Regions from separate parts of the Homo sapiens genome. Here region 2 is linked to region 1. A link is an interaction called in ENCODE POLR2A ChIA-PET data of the cell type or tissue named here. Cell type or tissue: Panc1. All regions are shown on one strand. Links, peaks and the distances in the headings refer to the core of each region. The heading gives the core; the rest is flanking DNA. Region 1 overlaps SP100 (SP100 nuclear antigen). Region 2 holds the start of LOC107985996 (a long non-coding RNA gene).

What was found. ChIA-PET counts read pairs that join two places held together with the same protein. Peaks named below come from ENCODE experiments on the same cell type or tissue, not always from the same donor. Only the 100,000 strongest peaks of a DNase experiment are listed, where the experiment ranks them.
Region 2: POLR2A ChIA-PET joins it to region 1 with 14 read pairs; 2 of 35 experiments call an interaction of 5 or more read pairs at or near these places.

The regions. Positions count from the first base shown.
Region 1 is chr2:230,479,918-230,482,417 of GRCh38, reverse strand. The region is part of intron 17 of SP100 (SP100 nuclear antigen); the gene reads right to left. The region is part of intron 3 of LOC101928816 (a long non-coding RNA gene); the gene reads left to right. Among named protein-coding and RNA genes, the nearest start is that of SP100, 65 kb to the right of the region's middle. In Panc1, for the core only: no CTCF peak of the experiment used is centred there; no DNase peak of the experiment used is centred there.
Region 2 is chr2:230,015,931-230,032,326 of GRCh38, reverse strand. It overlaps LOC107985996 (a long non-coding RNA gene), which reads right to left and starts at 7,446. Exons shown (of 2, transcript XR_001739919.3): 1 at 7,325-7,446. In Panc1, for the core only: no CTCF peak of the experiment used is centred there; no DNase peak of the experiment used is centred there.

The DNA.
Region 1 (2,500 bases), core at 1-2,500:
GGATGAGAAGGGAAGCCAATTGGGCTGGTCACCAGTGTGGTCAACTGAGCCTCACTCTTGCTGGGGACTCTCTGAAGAACCATAATGAATGATCCTCAGGCTGCCCATCTTAGGAATGGAAGCGAGAGTATTTATTCACTGGATCTGACTTTATTGGTCAAGATGTTCAATAAAGTAAGAAAAGTATTAAAATATCTTGGTAACCTGAGATTAGGCCAAGATTTCTTAAACAAGATTAAAAAAATAATTATAAATGATAAAACAGACCAATTACACAAGGATAAAATATTCCGTACATCAAAAACTTACAATCAAGTGAAAAGACAGGTCAAAAGGTGATATCAAAGAGGCTGGGGGAGTTTTTAAGAAACGCACCAGCATGGCACATGTATACATATGTAACTAACCTGCACAATGTGCACATGTACCCTAAAACTTAAAGTATAATAATTAAAAAAATATGGAGATCAGGCAAGGCCTCTCCATGGAGGAGACACCTGAGCTGAAACATGAATAAGAGGAAACCATTCTTACCAGGTAAAAGCATCTTATGTAGAGTCAACACGAAGTGCAAGGGTTCTGAGGCTGAACACTACTTGGTTTATTCAAGGAAGGCCAGAGTAGCAAGTGAGGGGGAATCATAAAGGATGAGGTTTAAGAGCTGATCAGGGGCAGCCTTTGTAATGCTTCATAGGCACAGTAAGAAGTTTAGACTTTTTTTTCTAGGTTCAACTGGAAACTTTTCTAGGTTCGACTGAAAACCACTGAAAGGATATAGCAGTTGGGTGGCCAACTGCTGAATGGAGAATAGGTTCTAGTGGGCAAGAATGAAAGCAGAGAGACCATTTAGGAGGACTCTGCGGTATTCCACATGCAAGATAATAGGGCTTGGGCCGGGGCAGTGGCAGGGGAGATAAAGAATGGACAAATCTGATATATAGTCTTGGAACTTGATGATAGAGAGAGTGCGAGGGGTTAGCATAGAGGGAAATCAAGCACACCTTCTACATTTTTGGCTCAAACTTAGTAAATGTAGTGCCATTTACTGAGATGAGGATTACTGATGAGGATGACAAGTTTGGGAATGAGAATCAAGAAATGTGCTTGACACATCAGATTTAAGACACCTGTTAGACTTCAGGTAGAAGTTTGGAGTAAGAAGTTGAATTTATGACTTCGCAGTTGAGGAGAGAGAGAAGAAAAGAAATATAATTGGTAGTCATTCACATATTGATAAAATTTAAAGAACAGGACTGGATGCAATTCCTAGGGAGAGAGTATAGAGACAAGGAAAGCACTCAGGTCCAATCCGTGGGGCACTCCAATACGTAGACATCAGGAAGCCACGAAGGGACCAACACCACCACCACCACCACCACCACCACCACCACCAATACTACCACTATCCACACTACCACCAACATCACCAGCAAATGACCAGGAAGGAGCTATATTAGCCAGTAGGAGATTGGGGTGTTCCAGAAGACAAGAGAAGAGAATGCATCCATCCACATGGCCCAAAGGAGACCACCTTCTCCCAGCTCACTCACCTGATCACGGTCATGCCAATACGTGCCAGGTGTTAAGAGGCAAAGGGCAGCCACAACTTCCAGTCAGAAAGGCCATGAGCAGGTGATCACTGAAGGCCATTCTCAGACAAGCCACACCAGCTCGATCTCTTTGACTGGAGGAACCAGCTTTTTGGAAACAGATCTTTTCAGGCCTCAGACCTCAGGCTCCTGGCAGGAGATTTGCCTCCCCTTCCAGCATTGCTCTACACACCTGCCGTCTACCCCCTACCTCATCTGTGAAGCCAGCAGGACATCCACCCTTGATCAATCTGTACAGTCCTCCTAGGGAGAAGCCCAGCTGCCTACTGAGAACATGTAGTCAAGAAGCAGACTGGCCCCCATAAATGAGATCCACAGGGAACCTGAATTAGCTGACAATATTGATTACCATGTGATTACTTATGACAAAGAGCAAGCAATGAAAAATCCCTGATCTTCTAATTTATAGGTCTTGACATTTCTTTACCCATCCTTTTATTTTTAATGTTTTTTCTTTGCTTGCTTTAAGTACATATTTTGTACAATCATATATTTGGATTAGATTTTCACAAGCTGGTAGAATTAATTTATTCATGCAAATTACTCATCCAATAACTATTAATCGGGCACTTACTGTGAATCAACCCACTATCCTAGATGCTGAGGATACAGTTGTGAATAAAACAAAGTCCTTGCTGGCGTAGAGCTTATGGTCTAGTGGGGAGACAGCAATGAAGAAATAAACACAGAAGATGGCAGAGTGTTTTGTGGAAAAGTAAACCAGAATAAGAACTTCAGGGAGTGGTGAATGGGGCTAGAAGTGTGTGTGGGAGGAGGATGTGTTATTTTATGTAGAAGAGCCAGGAAGAACTTCTCATAAGTCAGCATTTGAGGAGAGGCCTGACAAAAAGTCAGAGAGTAAGCCATGAATCCTGTCCTTCATTGGTCAA
Region 2 (16,396 bases), core at 4,080-6,579, 450 kb after region 1:
TATATATGTATACATACATTTATTTGAGTCCTCTGTTCTCTCTGTAACAGCTTCTCAGTCAACTGAATTTCTTGCGAAACTCCTGCTAACTATATGTGCTCCCTCTGTTTCTCCTCTCATTGACATGATTTTTGCCAAGGATAATGTAAAACCTTACTGGCCATTTGGAAAACAAGAGCTTCTGAAAGTGGCTACTCTAGGACTTGTTCTTCCATTTACTACTGTCTCTTCTTCCTCTTGCCACTTTTGACACCAAGAAAACTTCTAGCAGCCCAAGGACCCTTCAGGAACACAGAAAGGACATCACAGACTCCTCCTTTTTGGGTAGGGTACCTCTGTTTTTCCTCACGGAGCCCCAAGAATCGTGGGTGGACAGGCTCCTCTCAGTCTAAAGTGCTACTCTTTTTTTGTTGTTTTTTTTGAGACAGTCTCACTCTGTCACCCAGGCTGGAGTGCAGTGGCATGATCTTGGCTCAGTGCAACCTCTGCCTCCTGGGTTCAATCAATTCTCCTGCCTCAGCCTCCTGGGGAACTGGGACTACAGGCACATGCCACCACGCCAGGCTAATTTTTATATTTTTAGTAGACATGGGGTTTCACCATGTTGGCCAGGATGGTCTCAAACTCCTGACCTCAAGTGACCCTCCTGCCTCGGCCTCCCAAAATGCTGGGATTACAGGCATGAGCCACTATGCCCGACCTAGCTCTACTTTCTTTTATATTGAATTCCTTGATCTTTTCAACTTTCAGATGCATACATGTTTATGTGTTTTAGTTATATGTTGTGTCTACATATACACATATGTCTATACTTGTGTTTGGATATTGTCTACATGGTACCAAATTGCCGTAACAATAAATGAGTAATCAAAAATTAAATAAATAAGCCCAAATATTTTTCAAGTTCTTGTGACTTGAGTAAATCTTTTGGTAAATATGAGTAGTTTAATATAGTTGGTTTAATAAAAACAAATGTCTTTTGACTTATCAGCAAAATATGCATGTATTTAATGTTAAGGTGATTGCTTTTATGATACTTAGATAACATATGATAATATTAATAGCAAAATGGTTAATACAAAATTTAAGTTGAGATGATGGCTAGATTTGTCTAACGGCTCATGAAATTTTTCCAAACATAGTTGTTAAGAAAGAATAAGGCTGGGCACGGTGGCTCATGCCTGTAATCCCAGCACTTTGGGAGGCCGAGGTGGGCAGATCACCTGAGGTCAGGAGTTCGAGACCAGCCTGGCCAATATGGCGAAACCCCATCTCTACTAAAATTACAAAAATTAGCCAGGCATGGTGGTGTGCACCTGTAGTCCCAGCTACTCGGGAGGCTGAGGCAGGAGAATAGCTTGAACCCAGGAGGTAGAGGTTGCAGTGAGCCGAGATCGCACCACTGACTCCAGCCTGGGCGACAGAGTGTGACTCCGTCTCAAAAAAAAAAAAAGAATAATTAAAATAAATGTAAATAGGAAAAAAGTTTATAAATTGACATAATAATTATGTTTTATAATATATTTACTTTAAGAGGTTTCTAGGCTGGGCCCAGTGGCTCACGCTGTAATCCCAGCACATTGGGATGCCAAGGCAGGCAGATCACTTAAGGTCAGGAGTTCGAGACCAGCCTGGCCAACATGGCAAAACCCCGTCTCTAGTAAAAATACAAAAATTGGCTGGGTGTAGTGGTACATGCCTATAATCCCAGTTTACTTGGGAGGCTGAGGCAGGAGAGTTGCTTGAACTCAGGAAGCAGAGGTTGCGGTGAGCTGAGATCATACCACTGCCCTCCAGCCTGGGTGACAGAGTGAGACTCCTTCTCAAAAAATAAAACAAAATAAAAGGTTTCTATATCCTTAGAGTTTTGCTAAGGCAAATTACATGATAAATATTCATTAAATATGTAGGTCATTTCCGAATAAGATATAATGCTATGACATTCAGTACTAAATATTAGTTTAATCTTACATACTTTTGGCTTCTTATTTCAGAGAAACGAAATATATCTGGATGTTAGTAAATATGTCCTATTCCACATTGAAAAATGGTTCCATGGCTAGGCGTGGTGGCTCATGCCTATAATCCCAGCACTTTGAAAGGCTGAGGCAGGCCTGAGGTAAGGAGTTCGAGACCAGCCTAACCAACATGGAGAAACTCCGTTTCTTCTAAAAATACAAAATTAGCCAGGCATGGTGGCGCATGCCTGTAATCCCAGCTACTCGGGAGGCTGAGGCAGGAGAATCTCTTGAACCTGGGAGGACGTTGCAGTGAATCGAGATCATGCCATTGCACTCCAGCCTGGGCAACAAGAGCAAAACTCCATCTCAAAAAAAAAAAAAAAGAAGAAGAAGAGAAAGAAAAATAGTTCCATTAGAAAGCCCATGTTTCCCACAGGCTTTAAAAAAGAAAAGAAAAGAAAAGAAAAGAAAAAAAGCTTATGTTTTTAAAAACTGTAAAATGTGTATTCATAAATTGTTGGGATGTGATTGACAGTTACTATTCCTTCCTCTATACTCTGAAAAACCAACGAGGAACCAAAGATATTTGGCTTTTGCTGGCTATATCTACCAATATTCACCATATTAGAAATTGAAACTGAGGGCCGGGCTCAGTGGATGACACCTGTAATTCCTGCCCTCTGGGAGGCTGAAGCAGGAGGATCACTTGAGCCCAGGAATTTGAGACCAGGCAGGGCAACAGAGTGAGACCATGTCTCTACAAAAAAGTACAAAAATTAGCCAGGCATGGTGGGGCACACCTATAGTCCTAGTTACTCGGGAGGCTGAGGTAGGAGGATCACTTTAGCTGAGAGATTGAGGCTGCAGTGAGCTGTGATCATGCCACTGCACTCCAGCCTGGGTGACACAGTGAGACTCTGTCTTAAAAAAACAGAAAAATCAAAACTGAGAAATTAAAAAACATTTACATATTTCTTCATTTTAAAATAATAATATTGAAACTACTATGTTAATATAAGTAACATTTTTATGAAAAGTAACTGCTTTTTTAAAAAAATGAGTAAGAACAGTAGTATTGTTTGGCCAGGCGCGGTGGCTCATGCCTGTAATCCAGCACTTTGGGAGGCTGAAGCAGGCAGATCATGAGGTCAAGAGATCGAGGCCATTCTGGCCAACATGGTGAAACCCCGTTTCTACTAAAAATACAAAAAATTAGCCAGGCGTGGTGGCGGGCGCCTGTAATCCCAGCTACTCGGGAGGCTGAGGCAGGTGAATCACTTGAACCTGGGAGGCAGAAGTTGCAGTGAGCCGAGATCACGCCACTGCACTCCAGCCTGGTGACAGAGCAAGACTCCGTCTCAAAAAAAAAAATAGTAGTATTGTTTTACATTTTTGCAAATTTCATTAATGTTTGGCTTAATAGAAAATAGGTTGATTCTCATATTTGCTAAATGTATTTTTGATACCACATCAGACTCAAGAAGTGGTATTTCTTAAAGGTTCATTGTAGTGTAGAATCTGAAACCATATGAATAAACTTCCCATACAATATTACATTAAAATCCATTGATCTAGTTTACACTTTGAATCTTTTGCCCATTTCTGATTTTGTAAAATGATGTTTTGATCACTTGGAAAATATTGCTCCACTGAGTTTTGTAGCTCTTCTAAAATTTTTTCATATTTTATACAATATTTTGAAAATCACAATTATTATTTGTGTAAAAAATCAGTTATTCCATTTATATGGAATGTCTGGAGTAGGCAAATCCACAGAAATAGAAACTATATTAGTGATTGCCAGAGCTGGGGACAGATGGGAATAGAAAGTGACAGCTCATAAGTACGGGGTCTCTTTTTGAGGTGCTGAAAATGTTCTGGAACTAGATGACAGTGACGATTGCACAACTCTGAATATAATACAAAAAACACTGACATATATACTCTTTTTTTTTTTTTTTGAGACGGAGTCTCGCTCTGTTGCCCAGGCTGTAGTGCAGTGGCCCGATCTTGGCTCACTGCAAGCTCCGCCTCCCGGGTTCATGCCATTCTCCTGCCTTAGCCTCCCAAGTAGCTGGGACTACAGGCGCCGGCCATCACGCCTGGCTAATTTTTTGTATTTTTAGTAGAGATGGGGCTTCACCGTGTTACCCAGGATGGTCTCGATCTACTGACCTCGTGATCCACCTGCCTCGGCCTCCCAAAGTGCTGGGATTACAGGCGTGAGCCACCGCGCCTGGCCATATATACTCTTAAAGGGTAAATTTTATGATATGTGAATTACATCTCAATTTTTAGAATCACATGTGTTAATACTACTAGGCAGTCTGATGAGATGGGTGGTAATAAAACTTTCAAAGTATTTTAAAGTACTTAAAAATACTTTAAGCATTGGAAAGTGGACAAGCTCATGGAAGTTGGTGTAAATTATCCAAAATATTATTTTTCTTTTGAAAGTTTGAATATTATCATTGGCAAGGAAATCTGCACTTGTTTTCCTTGAAGGGATAGCCTCATTTCCAATAATGTGTCTGCCAAGTATAAACATGGTGTTTCATGAAAAAAGGGGTAGTTGAGCTCGCGATTCATCACACAACTGCTTTTCCTCATGACAACCGTGACACTCTGATGTGCAGCAGATGCGGTCTTGCTTCCTCCCACCTTTGTCACACAGTATTAAAGATAGTGCGGTGGCTCACGCCTGTAATCCCAACACCCTGGGAAGCCGAGGCAGGCCGATCACTTGAGGCCAGAAGTTTGAGACCAGCCTGGACAACATGGTGAAACTCTGTCTACACTAAAAACACAAAAATTAGCAGGGCGTAGTGGCAGGTGCCTATGATCCCAGCTACTTGGGAGGCTGAGGCATGAGAATCACTTGAACCCGGGAGGCGGAGGTTGCAGTGAGCTGAGATGGTGCCACAGCACTTCAGCCTGGGTGATGGAGGGAGAAAAAGTAACCACTTCTTAAAAAAATGAGTGGCCGGGCACGGTGGCTCACGCCTGTAATCCCAGCACTTTGGGAGGCTGAGGCCGGTGGATCACGAGGTCAGGAGATCGAGACCATCCTGGCTAACACGGTGAAACCCCCTCTCCACTAAAAATACAAAAAATTAGCCGGGTGTGGTGGCAGGCACCTGTAGTCCCAGCTACTCGGGAGGCTGAGGCAGGAGAATGGCATGAACCCAAGAGGCGGAGCTTGCAGTGAGCCGAGATCAGGCCACTGCACTCCAGCCTGGGCGACAGAGTGAGACTCTGTCTCAAAAAAAAAAAAAAAAAAAAAAAAAAAAGAGTAAGAATAGTGGTATTGTTCGGCCTGTTTCAAAAAAAAAATAAAGGACTTTGATTAGTCAGTGTTGATACCGGATGAACACAAGCAAAACATCAAGCGCAACCTAATCTACTGACTTGGCCATTTATAAGACATCAGCACAATATGCAGAGAAGAGATTAACTCATCCTTCATGTTTGCTGCTAGAGCTTTAATATGACAAGTTACTGTGTCATTAGAAAGTGGCACTGTTTGGCAAAACCGTGTCTCTACCAAAAATACAAAAATTTGGTGGGCGTGGTGGCGGGCATCTGTAATCCCAGCTACTTGGGAGGCTGAGGCAGGAGAATTGCTTGAACCCAGGAGGCAAAGGTTGCAGTGAGCAGAGATCACGCCACTGCACTCCAACCTGGAGGATAGAGGGAGACTCCACCTCAAAAAAAAAAAAAAAAAAAGTGGCACCGTTGTGATTTTCTTTTGCTGAGTTTCCATCCAGCAAGCACTTGGCAATGCCAGCTGAATGGGCTTGTCCGCCTTTCTCAGGGCAGTACGGTAACTTACCCACTTCAACGGCTTTTTCATTTTGGTTTAAAAAGCTGTAATGATACATTCTGGGCTTTTAAGAAACATCATATCTACATTTAAAATATTCAACTCCTTTTTTCTTTAAACTCTGAATGATTCCTCTCAAAGTGATGCCGTAACTTGAGGGGTACCAAAAAAGGTAAATTTTTAACACTATAAAGCCAAGGAAAAATACCTTCTGAGTCATATTTATACTTCTTTTTACTAGTTTTTCCCTTATGTGAGTTTGAAAACTCCTTAATATGTCAGTTTCATCTTTTTTTAGCATCTTTAGTCTCAGTGCAGCTGTGGGCTAAGAAAGCAAGATTTCCCATATCCCCCTTTAAAGCAAATGATCCATCTTTAAATAGAATAAAAATATAAATGTTTAAGTTTTCAATAAAATATTAAATCCTAGAATTCACATTTTAGGGTTTAAAAGCTATTTTTAAAAGTACTTTTGGCTGGGCAAGGTGGTTCACTGCCTGTAATCCCAGCACTTTGGGAGGCCAAGGCGGGTGGGTCACCTGAGGTCAGGAGTTCGAGACCAGCCTGACCAATATGGTGAAACCCCATCTCTACTAAAAATACAAAAAGTAGCTGGGTGTGGTGGCACGCACCTGTAGTCCCAGCTACTTGGGAGGCTGAGACAGGAGAATTGCTTGAACCTGGGAAGTGGAGGTTGCAGTGAGTTGAGATCACACCACTGCACTCCAGCCTGGGTGACAGAGTGGGACTCCCTCTAAAAAACAAAATAAAACAAAAGTATTTTTAAATATTATTGCAAAGTAAGACAACAAAGTATATCTACCTCTTGTATTTCCACACAGGTAAACCTCAGGATACCAATTTACTGGATGAGAATAAGGTTGCATAAAAGATAGCAGGTATAGGCTGGGCGCGGTGGCTCACGCCTGTAATCCCAGCACTTTGGGAGGCTGAGGCGGGCAGATCACGAGGTCAGAAGTTCAAGACCAGCTTGGCCAACATGGTGAAACCCCGTCTCTACTAAAAATACAAAAATTAGCTGGGCGTGGTGGCGCGTGCCTGTAATTCCAGCTACTTGGGAGCCTGAGGCAGGAGAATCATTGGAAACCAGCCTGGGCAACACAGCGAGACTCAGTCTCAAAAAAAAAAAAGATAGCAGGTATAACAAAGATAACTAGCAAGAGCACGGTAGAAGTACTGAAAACAAACTAGGTTAGCCTCTGAAAATTCAACATATTCATACCCTAAACCTATTACCTTAGAAAAGTCTAGAAAACACAAAAATAGACAAGCATATGTTCCACTAGTCATCAGAGTAACATCACAGTTCACATAGCCTCTGGAAAATTCCACTGCTTACTTGTGAAAGAATGAATACAAAAGCGGCCAGGCCTGGTGGCTCTTCCCTATAATCCCAGCACTTTGGGAGGCTGAGGCGGGAGGATTGCTTGAGCCCAGGAGCTTGAGACCAGCCTGGGCAACATGGTGAAACCCCATCTCTACTAAAATATAAAAATTAGCCAGGCATGGTGGCACGTACCTGTGGTCCCAGCTAGTTGGGAGGGTGAGGTGGGAGGATTGCTTGAGCCTGGGTGGTAGAAGTTGTAGTGCACCAAGATTGCGCCATTGCACTCCAGCCTGGGTGACAGAGTGAGATCCTGTCTAAAAAAAAAAAAAAAAAAAAAAAAAAAAAGAATGAGTGAATGAATGAAAAAGGTAAATAATGTCCTAGTATTATTATGAAAATAGTTCTGACCTCACAGATGACTGAAGGGGTTTTGAGGACTCCCAAGATCCCAGCAGCACACTTTGTGCTAGAGGAATCAGAAGGAGAGATGGCTGAAGTGTGAAGTGGCCCTGGAGGCTGGGCATGACTTGGTTAGGGGGCTGGCATGATGACGGGGCAAGGGGAGAACAACATGGGTGAAAACACAGACCCGGAAAGCACAGGAGGAGCTCAGGTTCAAAGAATAGCCTGAAGTAACCAAGAATAGGGATGATGCCAGGCTGCACAGGTAGGGGAAGGTTGTTTATACAAAACCTTGACAGATAAGCCAAGAGAAGTTCACGCTGATAAGCTTAATCTCTGCAAAGTGGGAGGTCGGATTGATTGTCAAGTCATGAGTCTCATAAATATTAATCAAAAGAACAGGATGGTGGCCAGGCATGGTGGCTCATACCTATAATCCTAGTACTTTGGGAGGCCGAGGTGGGAGGATCACCTGAGGTCAGGAGTTCGAGACCAGCCTGGCCAACATGGTGAAACCCTGTCTCTACTAAAAATACAAAAATTAGCTGGGAGTGGTGGCACATGCCTGTAATCCCAGCTACCCAGGAGGCTGAGGGAGGAGAATTGCTTGAACCCGGGAGGCGGAGGTTGCAGAGAGCTGAAATCGAACCACCACATTTCAGCCTGGGCCACAGAGTAAGACTGTCTCAAAAAAAAAGGCCGGGTATGGTGGCTCTCACGCCTGTAATCCCAGCACTTTGGGAGGCTGAGGCGGGTGGATCATGAGGTAAGGAGTTCAAGACCAGCCTGGCCAAGATGATGAAACCCCATCTTTACTAAAACTACAAAAATTAGCCAGGCGCAGTGGCGGACGCCTGTAGTCCCAGCTACTGGGGAGGCTGAGGCGGGAGAATTGCTTGAACCCGGGTGGCAGAGGTTTCAGTGAGCCAAGATCGCACCACTGTACTCTAGCCTGGGTGACAGAATGAGACTCCATCTCAAAAAAAAAAAAAAAAAAAAAAAAAAAAAAGAACAGGATGGTGCTGAGAATAAACTCTACTCAGAGGAGCATATCAGAATCTCCAAGGAAGAGGTGTCACCTTCCTACTCCTTTTAGCCCCTCCCCTACTACCCCCAACCAAGGAAGCCCCATGAGAACAGGACTAGGTCTGTCTGCTTCCATGGCATTCCCAAGCGTGGAGCGCAGTGCCTCCAGGCACAAGGCAGACACTGAAACACCACCTGGAGAAAGTCCTCTGGAAGTGTGCCCCATTTCCCAAGGGTGCGTGAAAGGAGGAAGAGTCACTGAGCTCTCTCCAGGGCAGCATTCCTTGGATGGCCTTGGATTCACCAGCAGCCCTTTAGGACCTACTCTGCTGGTCAGTAAAGGAACAGCTGCAGGACTTTCAGAGGTGGAAACAGGAGAAGAATCCTTCAAAGGTGGAAGAAAAAGAGTAGAGAGGTAGGAAGTAAAGCTGGCTAGCGAAGAACCTTGGATGTTAGGAAAAATGGGGAACATTTACTGACTGAACTTGCTTGTGGGCAGGGCCGTGTTCTAGTTATGCAAGTGTCTCCAGGGCTTAGCTCAGTGCCTGGCACAGAGTAACTAATACATAAACAGTATTTTTATTTATTTATTTATTAGTTTTTATTTATTTTCGAGACAGCATCTCGCTCTGTCGCCCAGGCTGGAGTGCAATGGCGCAGTCTCAGCTCACTGCAACCTCCGCCTCCCGGTTCAAGCAATTCTCCTGTTTCAGCCTCTAGCCATCTTCTCAACTTAAATTTCCTATTAACCATTTTGCTATTAATATTATCATATGTTATCTAAGTATCATAAAGCAATCACCTGAACATTAAATACATGCATATTTTGCTGATAAGTCAGAAGATATTTGTTTTTATTAAACCAACAATATTAAACTACTCATATTTACCAAAAGATTCACTCAAGTCAAGTGAACTTGAAAAATATTTGAGCTTATTTATTTGATTTTTGATTACTCGTTTATTGTTATGTTAACTTGGTACCGTGTAGACAATATCCAAACACAAGTATAGACATATACATATATGTGGGCACAACGTATAACTAATACACATACACATGTATACATCTGAAAGCTGAAAAGATCAAGGAGTTCAATATAAAAAAAGAGTAGAGCTAAGCCAGGTGCAGTGGCTGATGCCTGTAATCCCAGCACTTTGGGAGGCCGAGGCGGGCGGATCACTTGAAGTCAGGAGCAGCTGGGACTACAGGTGCACGCCACCAGGCCCGGCTAATTTTTGTATTTTTAGTAGAGACAGGGTTTCACCAGATTGGTCAGGCTGGTCTCGAATTCTTGACCTCAGATGATCCACTCACCTCAGCTTCCCAAAGTGCTGGGATTACAGGCATGAGCCACTGCACCCTGCCTAAAACAGTATTTTTAAATGAATTAACAACGGGAGCTGAGAAAGGGATACTAGATTAGAAACTCTCAGTAGTAGCTAAGAGAGTAGCTTTAGAAGATGACCAAGAGAGGCTAAGGAATTGCGGGAATAGTAGAGAACAAGGGGAAGCAGCGAGGGGAGAGTAATTGTTATAGCTGTTTGGTGGCTCAGAAGGAGAGAAATAACAGGGCACTGAGAAGGTCATTAGAATGAAGCTTCTTTCAAGGAGAGACCTATATTCTTTTTTTTGTAGAAACAAGGTCTCACTTTTCACTATATTTTTCAGGCTCATCTCAAACTCCTGGGCTGAAGGGATCCACCCACCTCGGCCTCCCAATGTGCTGGGATTACAGCCTGTCGGATTCCTATGTTCTTAAGAAAAGAAAAGGGTGCCAGGTGCGGTAGCTCATTCCTGTAATCCCAGTGTGGGAGGCCAAGGCAGGAGGATCAGTTGAAACCAGAGTTTGAGACCAGCCTGGGCAACATAGCAAGACCCTGTCTCTATTTACATAAGTATTCAAAAAAGAGAAGGAAAGAGAATCTGTGAAGAGGAGAGATGGAAGATATAGAGAACAAGGAGATGAGAAAGACCAGAATCCCTAACAATGGATAGGTGAGCACTGTAAATAAGTCAACTCCTCCCTCTGAAGGTAGAAGAAAGACAAGGTGGGCCCAGGACAGGGAGGTTTCATGCAGGAGAGAAGAGAAGCTGTGACGTTCACACTGAAAAGATTAATCTCTGCGAAGTGGGAGATAAGACTTGAAGATCCACTGTGAGAAGCCCAGGAAATAGATAATACAAGGCCTGTTAAGGCAATGCGTGGAAGCCAAAGGAAGCCAGGCTAGGTCGGTCGGGGGCCAAGGCAGCACATCTGGTGTGCCCCAGTGATGCTCTGCCGTCTGACCATAGGGAAGAGGACATAAATCGCCCGTCGGGTGGACATCCTGCAGGTTACAGGGCAAGAGCGTTTCACGCGTTGAGCGTTTCACTAATCCTGGAATTCAGAGAGGGCAGGTAGTCAAGTACAGTCAGGGAGGGGCTGCTGGATGAACAGGCAGTAAGGGACGCAGGTTAGGGCAGAGAGCAAACCGGTCACATGTACAGATTCATGGAAGCTTAGAAGAAGTGAGTTTTGGAAATGAGGCAACTCCTCAAGAAGGTAAGGAGGCTTCCCTCCAGAAGCAATGGCTCCACACCAGAAAGCTCAGATGTGAAGGCCGTGGAAGGATAAGCATTCCAGGTTGGCCAGGCTGGAGTGTGGTATGTGTGGATGGGGGGAGGTCTCCAGCGTCAAAATATTCAGAGAACAGTGAGTTGGGGAGGGAATGCTGATGTTGAATTGCAAAGACTGGAGCGGGGAAGCAGTTGTCATCTATGAAAAGGGAATTGAGCCATGGTGGAGAGCGGAGACCACTGCAATGCAGGAAAGGTGCTACAGTTGGACTGTGAGGAGAGAGTTGGGTTGAGGGTCTCCAATTAGCACTGGAGAGCAAGGTGAGAGCCAATCCCACCTCCTCTTGAATTGCCAGGTGAAATAGAAGGAGGTAAGGGTTTCTTGACAGAGGCAGATTTCCAAGTGGTCAAGTAGAGGAAAGTGGTAGGAAGAGAGCACTGAGTTTGGGAAAGAACCAGTAAGCTGTATTTACTCACCCCCTTTACTCATCCTGGTAGCTTTCCATAAGAGTGTATGAGGGGCTCGAAGAATTTACCCCTTGCTCATTATTTAAATGCCTTAAGACACTTTAGGCTAGGTGCTGTAGCTCATGCCTGTAATCCCAACAATTTGGCAGGCTGAGGTGGGAGGATCACTTGAGCCCAGGAGTTTGAGACCAGCCTGGGCAACATGGCAAGACCTCATCTCTACACAAAATGCAAAAATTATTTGGGTGTAGTGATGTGTGCCTGTGGTCCCAGCTTCTCTGGAGGCTGAGGTGAGAGGATCTCTTGAGGTTGAGGCTGCAGTGAGCTGTGTTTGTGCCACAGCACTTCAGCCTGGGCGATAGAGTGAGACCCTGTCTCAAAAACAACAACAACAAAAAGATACTTTATTAAAAATAGGCAATAATTTTGTTCATCAAAAGCTTGGCATATTCTCTGGGCAACCAGTCTTGAATGGTCTCATATTATGCTCAAGGCCCTCTCCTTATAATTTCAAATGTGACCTGCACAAATCCCATCACCTTTTCAAGTTCTATTGGTGAGATGTAGTTTTGGCTCTGAAAGGAGAGGTGCTGTGGCATTTGTGGTTAAGAACACAGACTTAGTAGGTAGAGATTTGTCTCAGTTTTATGAAACTTTGAAAAAATTAACTTGTCCTCTCAGAATAATTAGATTTTGCAGGCAATGCAGTCTGTGTCACGACTACTACCTAATGCTGCCATTGTAGTATGGAAGCGACCACAGATAACACATAAATACTGTTCCAATAAAGCTTTATTTATAAATCAGGAGGCTGGTCAGATTAGGTCCACGCCATAATTTGTAGACCCCTGAGAGAAATGACAGAAATAATATCACTTACTTTTAAGGATTGCTGTTAAGAATTCAGTTGTTTACTATCTGTTTATTTCTTGGCACATAGTAGACAATAGATAGAAGCTGCTAATATTATTATTTCTGAGGTTATTCCAGTGCAGTCTGTGGCCATGGATCAGTGGCTGTAAGACTTTTTGAATGGGCAGAACATATTTCCCAATTGAAAATAACTTTCCTGAGTGGAAAACCGTTTTTGAGGGAATATAATGCAGGTAGTCCTCTGTAGTGCCCCACTCTGACAGTTACACGTTGCAAGGGCAGACGAATGCTGCCTCAGAGTGCAGATGATCTTATTTTAAAATGAAGTAGAAGTGAAGCTATTAATTTTATTTTGTAAAATGACAATGTATATTGTTAGGGTTTTAACTGCAGGTGCCATTTTTCTTCAATGTGGTGGCACTTTGTTCACTTGATGTTTTTGGTTTTTTAAAATATAAATTTTATTGTGTGTATCTGACAGTATAGCATGATGTTATGGGATATATATAGACAGTAAAAACGTTACTATGGTGAAACTGATTAACAATATCATCTCACATAATTCCTTTTTATTAGTGCAAGTGCAGCTAAAATCTACTTATTTAACAAAAATCCCCAATACAATGCAATTTTATTAACATTAGTCCTCATGTTGTACATCAGATCTCTAAACTTTTTATCCTATATATTTCCTATTTTATATGCTTTGAACTGTATTTCCTCATTTCCTCTCTCCCTAGCCTTTGCCTGTGGTAACCACTGTTTCATTCTCTATCTCAGTATATATGAGTGCTCTTATATTTATATATATTCCAGGGCTAGGCATCGTGGCTCATGCCTATAATCCTAGCACTTTAAGAGGCTGAGGTGGGAGGATCACTTGAGCCCAGGAGTTTGAGACCAGCCTGGGCAATGTAATGAGACCCTATCTCTACAAAAAACTAAAAAGTTAACTGAGCATGGTGGCGCCCTAGTCTCAACTACTCAGGACAGGAGGCTGAGGTGGGAGGATGACTTGAGCTTGGCAGGCAAAGGTTGCAGTAAACCGAGATTGTGCCACTGCACTCCAGCCTGGGTGACAGAGCGAGACTTTGTCTCAAAAAAAAATTATATATATATATATACACACACACACATACACACACACACACATATATACACACACACACATATATACACACACACACATAAACACACACAGATATATGTGAATATATATTTATATATATAATTAAAAACGATATATATTTCACATATAAGTAAGATCAGACCATGTTTTTCTCTTCGTTTCTGGCTTATTTCACTTAGTATAATAACCTCCAGGTCCATCTGTGTTGTTGCAAATGCTAGGATCTCTTTCTTTTCTAAGGCCAAATAATATTCCATTGTATACATCTACCACATTTACTTTATCCATTTGTCCATCAGTGGATATTTAGGTTGTTTCCACATTGCTTATTGTGAGTAATGTTGCAATGAACATGGGATTGCAGACATCATTACGAGGCAGTGATTCATCTCCTTTGGATATACACCCAGAAGACGGACTGCTGGTCACATGGTAGCTCTATTTTAAATTTCTTTAGGAACCTCCATACTGTTTTCCATAATAGCTGTACCAATCTACATTCTCACCAACAGTGTACTAGGGTTTCCTTTTCTCCGTACCCCTGCCAACATTTGTTATTTATCACTTGTTTTTTCGACAAGAGCCACCTTTATGGGTGTGAGGTGGTATCTCGACCTGGTTTTAATTTGCATTTCTCTGCTGATTAGTGATGTTGATCACCTTTTTATATACCTGCTGGCCATTTTTTAAAAAAAATTTAAAGTTGAGACAGGGTCTTGCCATATTGCCGAGGCTGGTCTCAAACTCCTGGGCTTACATGATCCTCCTGCCTTGGTCTCCCAAAGTGCTGGGATTATAGGCATAAGCCACCATGCCCGGCCACTGTTGGGCATTTTTATGTCTTCTTTGGAGAAATGTCTGTTTAGATCTTTTGCCCATTTATTAATAGGGTTATTTGTTTTTTTGTTATTGAGTTGTAAGAGTTCTTTATACATTTTGGATATTAACTCCTTATCAGATATGTGGTTTGCAAATATTGTTTTCTAGTCTGTAAGCTGCCTTTTCATTTTGTTGATTGTTTCCTTTGCTCTGCAAAGGTTTTTTAGTTTGGTATCATCCCATTTATTTATTTTTGCTTTCGTAGCCTGGTTTTTTGGTATGATATCCAAAAAATCATTGCCAAGGCCTATGTCAAGGACTGAGCCCAGGAGGAGGAGTTTTCGCCTAGAAGTTTTATGGTTTCAGGTCTTACATTTAGGTCTTTTATCCATTTTGAGTTGAGTTTTATGTATGGTGTAAGGTAAGGGTCAAATTTCATTCTTTTGCAGTGGCAATCTAGTTTTCCCAGCACCATTTATTGAAGACATTATCCTATCCCCATTTTGTCCTCTTGGTGCCCTTGTTGAGAATTAATTGATCCTATGTGTTTGGACTTATTTCTGGGCTTTCAATTTTGTTCCATTGGTCTATGTTTCCGTTTTTCTGCCAGTACTATAGTGTTTTGATTAGTATAGCTCTATAATATAATTTTAAATCAGGAAGTGTGAGGCCTCAAACATTTTCTCTCAGTATTGCTTTGGCTATTCTAAGTATTTTGTGGTTCTATATTAATTTCAGGATTTTTTTCTTTATTATTTTACTTAGAGACAAGACCTTGCTCTGTTGCCCAGGCTGGAGTGCAGTAGCATGATCATAGCTCACTGCAACCTTGAACTCTTAGGCTCAAACAATCCTCCTGCCTCAGCTCCATGGTATGTGGGACTGCAGGCATGCACCACCACACCCAGCTAATTTTTAACTTTTTTTTCTTTAAGAGACAGGGTCTTGTTATACTACCCAGGCTTTTTTTTTTTTTTTTTTCTATTTCTGTGAAGAATGTCCTTGGGAATTTTGATAGGCACTGTATTAAATCTGCATATTTCTTTAGGTAATACAGACATTTGAACAATATTAAATTTTCCCATCCATGAATATATGTATTTATTTGTGTCTTCTTTGATTTCTTTCATCAGTTTTATAGTTTTCAGTGTATCAATCCTTCATGTCCTTGACTAAATTTGTTCCCAGATATTTTAAGTTTGTTTTTTCTTTTTTTTTTTTTTTGACAGTCTTGCTCTGTCACCCAGGCTGGTGTGCAGTGGTACAATCTTGACTCACTGCAACCTCTGCCTCCTGGGTTCAAGCAATTCTCCTGCCTCAGCCTCCTGAGTAGCTGGGATTACAGGCGCCTGCCACCACACCCTGCAATTTTTTTGTATTTTTAGCAGAGATAGGGTTTCACCATGTTGGTCTTGAACTCCTGACCTCGGGTGATCCACCCACCTCGGCCTCCCAAAGTACTGGAATTACAGGCATGAGCCACCGCACCTGGCCAGATATTTTAGTTTGTGATGCTGTCGTAAATGTGACTGGTTTCTTGAATTCTTTTTCAGCTAGAAAAAGAATTGTGTATAGATATGCTACTGATTTTTTTGTATGTTGATTTTGTATCCTGCAACTTTACTGACTTCATTTATTAGTTACAGTTTTTTGTCAAATCTTTGGGGTTTTCTACCTATAGAATCATGTCATCTGCAAATAGAGATAATTTTACTTCTTCCTTTTCAACTTGGATGTTTTTCTTTCTTTTTCTTGTCTGATTGCTCTTGCTAGCAAGCACTTGCAGTACTATGTTGAATAGAAGTGGTGAATGTGAGCATCCCTGCCTTGTACTGGATCTTAGTGGAAAAAGTTTTCAGTTTTTCCTTGTTGGTTATGTTGTTAGCTGTGAGGTCTTTGTAAACTGCCTTTATTATGTTGAGGAACTTTCCTTCTATACATAGTTAAGTTTTCATTAAGAAAGGATACTGAACTTTGTCAAATGTTT